Regions from separate parts of the Mus musculus genome. Here region 1 is linked to region 2. A link is a loop called in an ENCODE intact Hi-C map of the cell type or tissue named here. Cell type or tissue: heart. All regions are shown on one strand. Links, peaks and the distances in the headings refer to the core of each region. The heading gives the core; the rest is flanking DNA.

Region 1 (2,913 bases), core at 178-2,677, 300 kb before region 2:
TGTCCTGACTTATGAACCCACCCACTTAAAAAAAACAAAAACTGCACTAAAAAGCCATTTTATTGTGTCATGTGAGTTTTTATTAGGCAGCTATTAGGGGAATAAAGGTGATTATGCATAGTACCAGGCTGATGGAGAAGTGCATGGTGGGACATGCCCTTACCTACCATCCTGTACCTCCCTCTGCAAGCACTCTCACCCCTCCAGCAGTAGGTTGCATCACTTACTAATAATATCCAGATTTGGGGGCCCGGAGAGATGGCTCCGCAGTTAAGAGCATTGGCTGCTCTTTCAGAGAATTCGGGGGGGGGGGGGGGAGGCGGAGCTCACAGCTGTCTGTAACTCCACTTCCAAGGGATCAGATACCCTCACACAAACATGCTTGTGGGTAAACACCAATGCACATAGAGTGGGTTTTTTTTTAAATCCAGATTTGGGGTGAGGCACTTCTGCTGGAGCAGTCAGCGGTAAGAGCAGCAGACCCAGGGTTTATCTCAGTGAAACAAGACAGCCTCGAAGCAGGGCCCTTCGGCTGACTAGATTTCCTGCTTTCTATTTCATGTCCCGCCTGAACCATCCTGTCACCGGCCAGTGGAAAGGCACTGACCCACTTCCCTTTGAGTACTGAGCAGAGTACCCCTCCACTGACTAACCTCCTTCCTTATAGCACAGACATGTTAACGCTCGGGCTGTTGTGCCACTGAATGCTGCCTGTCCTAGTTTGCTGTGATAAAACACTGACCAAAAACAACCCAGAGGAGGAAAGTGTTTCTTTCTTCTTACACGGTCCATTCCATCATCAGGGAAAGCAAGGACCCGCCTGGTAGACGGCTGTTCACTGGCTTGATCCTTCTGGGACCACCTGCCCAGGGGCAGCACAGCACAGCTTACAGTAGGCTGGGCCCTCCCACATCAATCATCAATCGAGAAGCAACCCCAGATAGGCTCACAGGTCAGTCTGGGGGAGGCAGTTCCTCAGCTGACTGAGTTGACTAACTAATGCCCTCCCCTGAGAGTCATCCGTCCCTTGCCACAAAGCTATCCCAGCTCTGTGGAGTGATGTCCCAGCTGCATCTTGCCTCCTGGCCTTGGAGGTGAGAGTGTGCATAGAGAGAGTGTGAGAGGACAGCTTCAGGGGTGGTGGGGTGGGTCAAGGACCTTCATCTGCACAGCCATGGGAGGTCATCGGCCATCCTGGAGAGGGGCTATCTGAAGGTGTGGTTGTTTGGGGGGGTCACTGGCACTCCAGTAAGTAGCATGAATAAGCTTATTGGTTAGCCAGGTTGGACTTTTGGGTAATTGCCCCATCTGAGTGAGTACATACTAGTCTGTCCCCAGGAAAAGTTCAGACAGCTGTTTAATAGTTAAGTTGTACTAACCACACCTGGCCTCAAGAGGGCACTGATGTGCAGACAGCTCACTAACAGAGGAGCAACTTGGCCTGTTCCAAGACACAAGGTGAAATCTTGCTGCAAATGTGGTCTGGTACCAATGAAATGACTGTCCAACCTTAACCGAGAAATGTCTTAAAATTGACTTAATGTCAAAAAAGAAGCCAAACCCTGACCTTTCAGTGTGTGTTGGATTGGGCCCACATTCAGGTTCTGAGTAACTGTGAACTCAATAAAATCCTTGTATTGTTTTAGAAAGGATAGCCCAGGATGGCCCTGAACGCTGTGTTGCCAAGGATGACCTCGAACTTACGATCCTCCAGCGTCCACCTCAGCACTGGGATTACAGGCGTACAGCGCCACACCCAGTGGATATGCTGCTAAGGTCAAACCTCAGGCCTCTGACACGCTAGGGACCTGCTGGACCCACTGAGCCACATCCCCAGACCTCCCATCAAGACAGTACGTGCTGGACCCACTGAGCCACATCCCCAGACCTCCCATCAAAACAGTACGTGCTGGACCCACTGGGCCACATCCCCAGACCTCCCATCAAAACAGTACGTGCTGGACCCACTGGGCCACATCCCCAGACCTCCCATCAAAACAGTACGTGCTGGACCCACTGAGCCACATCCCCAGACCTCCCATCAAAACAGTACGTGCTGGACCCACTGGGCCACATCCCCAGACCTCCCATCAAAACAGTACGTGCTGGACCCACTGGGCCACATCCCCACACCTCCCATCAAAACAGTACGTGCCAAGAGCATTCTACACATGTTTAACCACAGAGGGTGAAACTTTCATAAAGTGTTTTAATAAATAATATTAAGGCTTCGGGTAAGTACTGCTTGGAAACAATGTTTTCCAGCACTGAAGTTTACAATCAGAGTCTGTAACCACAAGCCACCATCTCATGGCGGGTGATACAAATACTAGGTTGTCCCAGGATTTGTTTCCTCACCCCGCCACCCACCAACCCTAGAATTGAATGTATATTCATGTTTGGTTTTTTTTCTCTCTACCTATACCCGATGTCAGTTTTAGTAGTTGCAGAAAAGCAGTTGACCAGTGTGGCAGAATATTTCCTCCTTCTAGAAAGCTCTCAGGAGTTCCTGGAAAATCATTGATGCAGCTTTCAAATAAATGAGCAAAGGGGCTAACGGCTAAGCGGTGGCAAGAAGAGATGCAGACTGCCCTGCGGGTTCCGGGCATGCTGCTCTTCATATCCCACACGCCAAAGAGGGCACAACACAGCTGTCACCTACAAAGAAGCCTGCTGAGCGCAGCCTCACCCGATGCCCGTGAAGGCTTTCCACACGGAACCCTTCAGTCAGAGCTTCCAGCAGGTGCTACTAATGGCATCTAGGATATTCTAACCTGCCTCTGGGTCACCTGTAAGACCGTGCAGCCAACTAAGCAGGCCGTCCCCTATGTCAGTGAACTCCACACCCACAAGTTAAACAAGTGGTGCATGTCCCCATGTGCCCGCAGACTGTCCACCATGAAGAGGCTGAAG
Region 2 (2,913 bases), core at 176-2,675:
TTTGAATTCGTAGGAAGCAGTTTTCCTGAAGAGTTGATGGGTATCTGGATGTTCACTTTCCCACGTTGTCTTTTCCTTTCTCACCGATGTGGGAAGGAAGGAGCTGACACTGGTCATCACTGGTGACGCTGAGTAACTGACTCCACACTCGTGTGTAGGTTGTGAGCAGCCAGGCCCTTTGTCGTGTGTTAGGTGTGGTGCACTTGTCTACCCCAGCCGTCCTGGGACCCCAGAGGAGCAGCCACAGTGCTCCCAGTGCTGACAACCCAAGCCTTGACCCTGCCCTTGGTGTGAGCTAGCGATGTTGCCAAAGAAAAAGAATTGTGAGTAATTCAGCAATAAGACGATGGCCAACACTGGAGGGAGCGTCGGGCGTGGGTTCATCTCCCCAGTCAGTCAGAGTCATCTGTGGTGAGAGCCTGGCTTGAGCGTGGCCTGCGGCTGTCAACGCCACATGCTTTCAACGAGTTCTGTGACTTTTCACAACTTAGATACTGGGCTTTATTTTTGGAAAGAATATCTATTTGTAAGGCTGGTTCTTTGAAAGTGTAATTTTCCAAAAAGTCTCACCAAAAGTAAAATAAAGTGTGTACATGCCTGGTAAGTTAGACTTGTTGTCCTGGTGGTGATGAGGCTTCGCCTTCCTGTAGTAAGATGGACTCCTGAGCTGTAGTCAGTCCTGGTACCTGCTCTGTCTGTCTGGTTTTTTTCAGCTACTTCAAGTGGAATTTATAATGTTAAAATAATGGATTGAAGAATGTTTTACAGAAATTTAAAGCAAACTTTAAATAAAATATTAAAATACAGCAGCCCTCTGGTTAAGCTTTTAAGCTCCATTGTGTATTGTGGGCGTGGTGGGCGTGGTGGGCAGAGGTCAGACACAGCTTGTGCAGACGGGTCTGTTCCTTGCACTGTGGGTGACGGGGACACTGGTGGGTGTCAGGTTGGGATAAGGGCCTTTTTCATCCGGCGAGGCCACCTCGTGACTCCCAGAGCCTGGTGTTTTGATGGTATTTAGAAATATATAGTGAATCAGTAATGTGATTTTTGGGTAAAATGGGACATTTAAGATTGGCTCGGGTAATGTGGAGGTCTATTTTTCCTCCCTTAAGCCCCGAGACAAGATGTCCTAGTGGTATGACTCAACCTGAAATGTAGTCAGGGACTTCCCTTGTGTCTCTGTGGTCTGCATCCTCTCTCAGTGCCTCCCCGGGTTGCCTGGTTTCAGATATGGTAGGGATGCTCCAGAAGTGGACGTCCTTGTGTTCTCTCAGGTTAAAATGAGCTCCATCTGCTCACAAGAAAGACATCCTTCACAGCACTCGGACTCAGACTCAGACTCAGATACCTCATCCCACCCCGTCCAGGGCTAACAGGGAAACACTAGAAAGCCAGGCTGTCAGAGGAGCACAGAAATGGCCTGTGGCATAATTAGCAGCGCCCCCTGCAGGCGACCGAGCACCACTGCCCCTGCTGTGTTCTTTGTGCAGTGGGCGGCTTGAGGGCTCAGTCTAAATTGTGTGTGACAGCACCATCTGCTTTGGTGGCCTTTCTGTTTATCACAAAAAGGAACTGGTTCAAGGGCTGGCAGAATGGAACCTCACAACCAGCATCCCTGAAGCCCACACGGTAGGAAGAGAGAGACTGGTCACGGGGCCCTATGGCAAGCCCTTCCCCACTGCAAACTAAATAAATAGAAACGTAATTAAAAAAAAATAGGAGAAAGCAAGTCAGGCTCTCATGGCAAGTGGGTGACTGAATTTTGAAATGAAAGTGGATTATTTCTTTTCAGTTGTGATTTCTTGTGCCTCTTAAATGCGTGGTGTTCACAGAGAACCTGGGAGTCTTGGTCACCCTCAAAGGAGATCGACACTTAAGTGAGAGATTGGCAGAATGGCTCCACACTCCTTTCTGTCTAAAGAGACTCACGTTAGAGTGGAAGACAAGTGGATTGAAGTGAAAGGGTGGAAAATAGATATCCCATGCAAACAGGACCCAAGAGAGAATCTGATTGGTCTCTGAGAGCAGATACAATAGACCTAATCTTTATTTAGCTGCAAACAGAGAATAGCATTTTATAATAAGTTCAATCCAATAATTATAGAACAGCTCAAAGGAAAAATGCTAATAAATGGGGTGTGTGCGCGCGCGCATGTGTGCGCGTGTACATGTGTGTGTGTGTGTGTGTACGTGTGTGCATGCAGGTGCATATGTACATACATGTGCATGTAGTGGCCTATGTAGTCCAGGCTGGCCACAAACTCATAGCCTTCCAGCCTATGGGGTTTTACACAGCCATGTCCAGTCTTATATTTTTTAAGACATGTAAATCCCACTGAGCAAATGTCTCCCATTGTGTCCTTTGCTCCATTAACAGGATCACTTTTTAATTTGGAGATTAGAAACTGGTTATTCCCTGGATATACAGAGTCTATGTTTCAGTAGAAATGTGCTTTGTAGTTCATAATTTACCATCATGATGGTCAGGGACATATTGTACAGGATCCCATAAAATAAGCACCTGCTAGTGGTGTCACCTGGGTTTATAAGCAAACTGTACACAAACAGCAACACTGCCCCTTGACACCTCTCAAAATGTGGGTCAAGTGAGGGCCAGCTCTGTGCCATCTCAGCATTCAGGTTAAAGGTTTTTGTTTTTGTTTTCTGGAAGAAGTCTTAATTTGTAACTTTTCTCAGTAATCTAGAAAAACAAAGTTGCATCCTTCCTATTGTGTGTGTTGCTTTAAAAAGCATGATGGCAGGAGCAGTGGAGAGCTGGCGAGCTGGTGCAGCAGTTAAGAGCACAAATGGAGATTAATTAAATATTGTGAGACCGAGGAAATAGCCCAGGTAGAGCTATTGCTTAGCACGTGCAAGGCCCTAAGTTCAGAAAACCAAGAAACCAAAACCAAA

Evidence for each region. Peaks named below come from ENCODE experiments on the same cell type or tissue, not always from the same donor. Only the 100,000 strongest peaks of a DNase experiment are listed, where the experiment ranks them.
Region 1: it touches region 2 in a loop (2.9-fold over the local background); 2 of 42 quality-filtered maps call a loop at or near these places.

Annotation. Positions count from the first base shown.
Region 1 is chr8:124,738,068-124,740,980 of GRCm38, forward strand. Fam89a (family with sequence similarity 89, member A) reads right to left here. Exons shown (of 2, transcript NM_001081120.2): 2 at 2,190-2,913. Arv1 (ARV1 homolog, fatty acid homeostasis modulator) reads left to right here. Exons shown (of 6, transcript NM_001368372.1): 6 at 1-57. Among named protein-coding and RNA genes, the nearest start is that of Fam89a, 12 kb to the right of the region's middle. In heart, for the core only: a CTCF peak has its summit at 1,393 (motif pointing right); no DNase peak of the experiment used is centred there; H3K27ac peaks cover 399 bases.
Region 2 is chr8:125,033,387-125,036,299 of GRCm38, forward strand. It overlaps Tsnax (translin-associated factor X), which reads left to right. Exons shown (of 6, transcript NM_016909.3): 6 at 1-822. Among named protein-coding and RNA genes, the nearest start is that of Disc1, 19 kb to the right of the region's middle. In heart, for the core only: a CTCF peak has its summit at 1,456 (motif pointing left); a DNase peak (open chromatin) is centred at 1,405.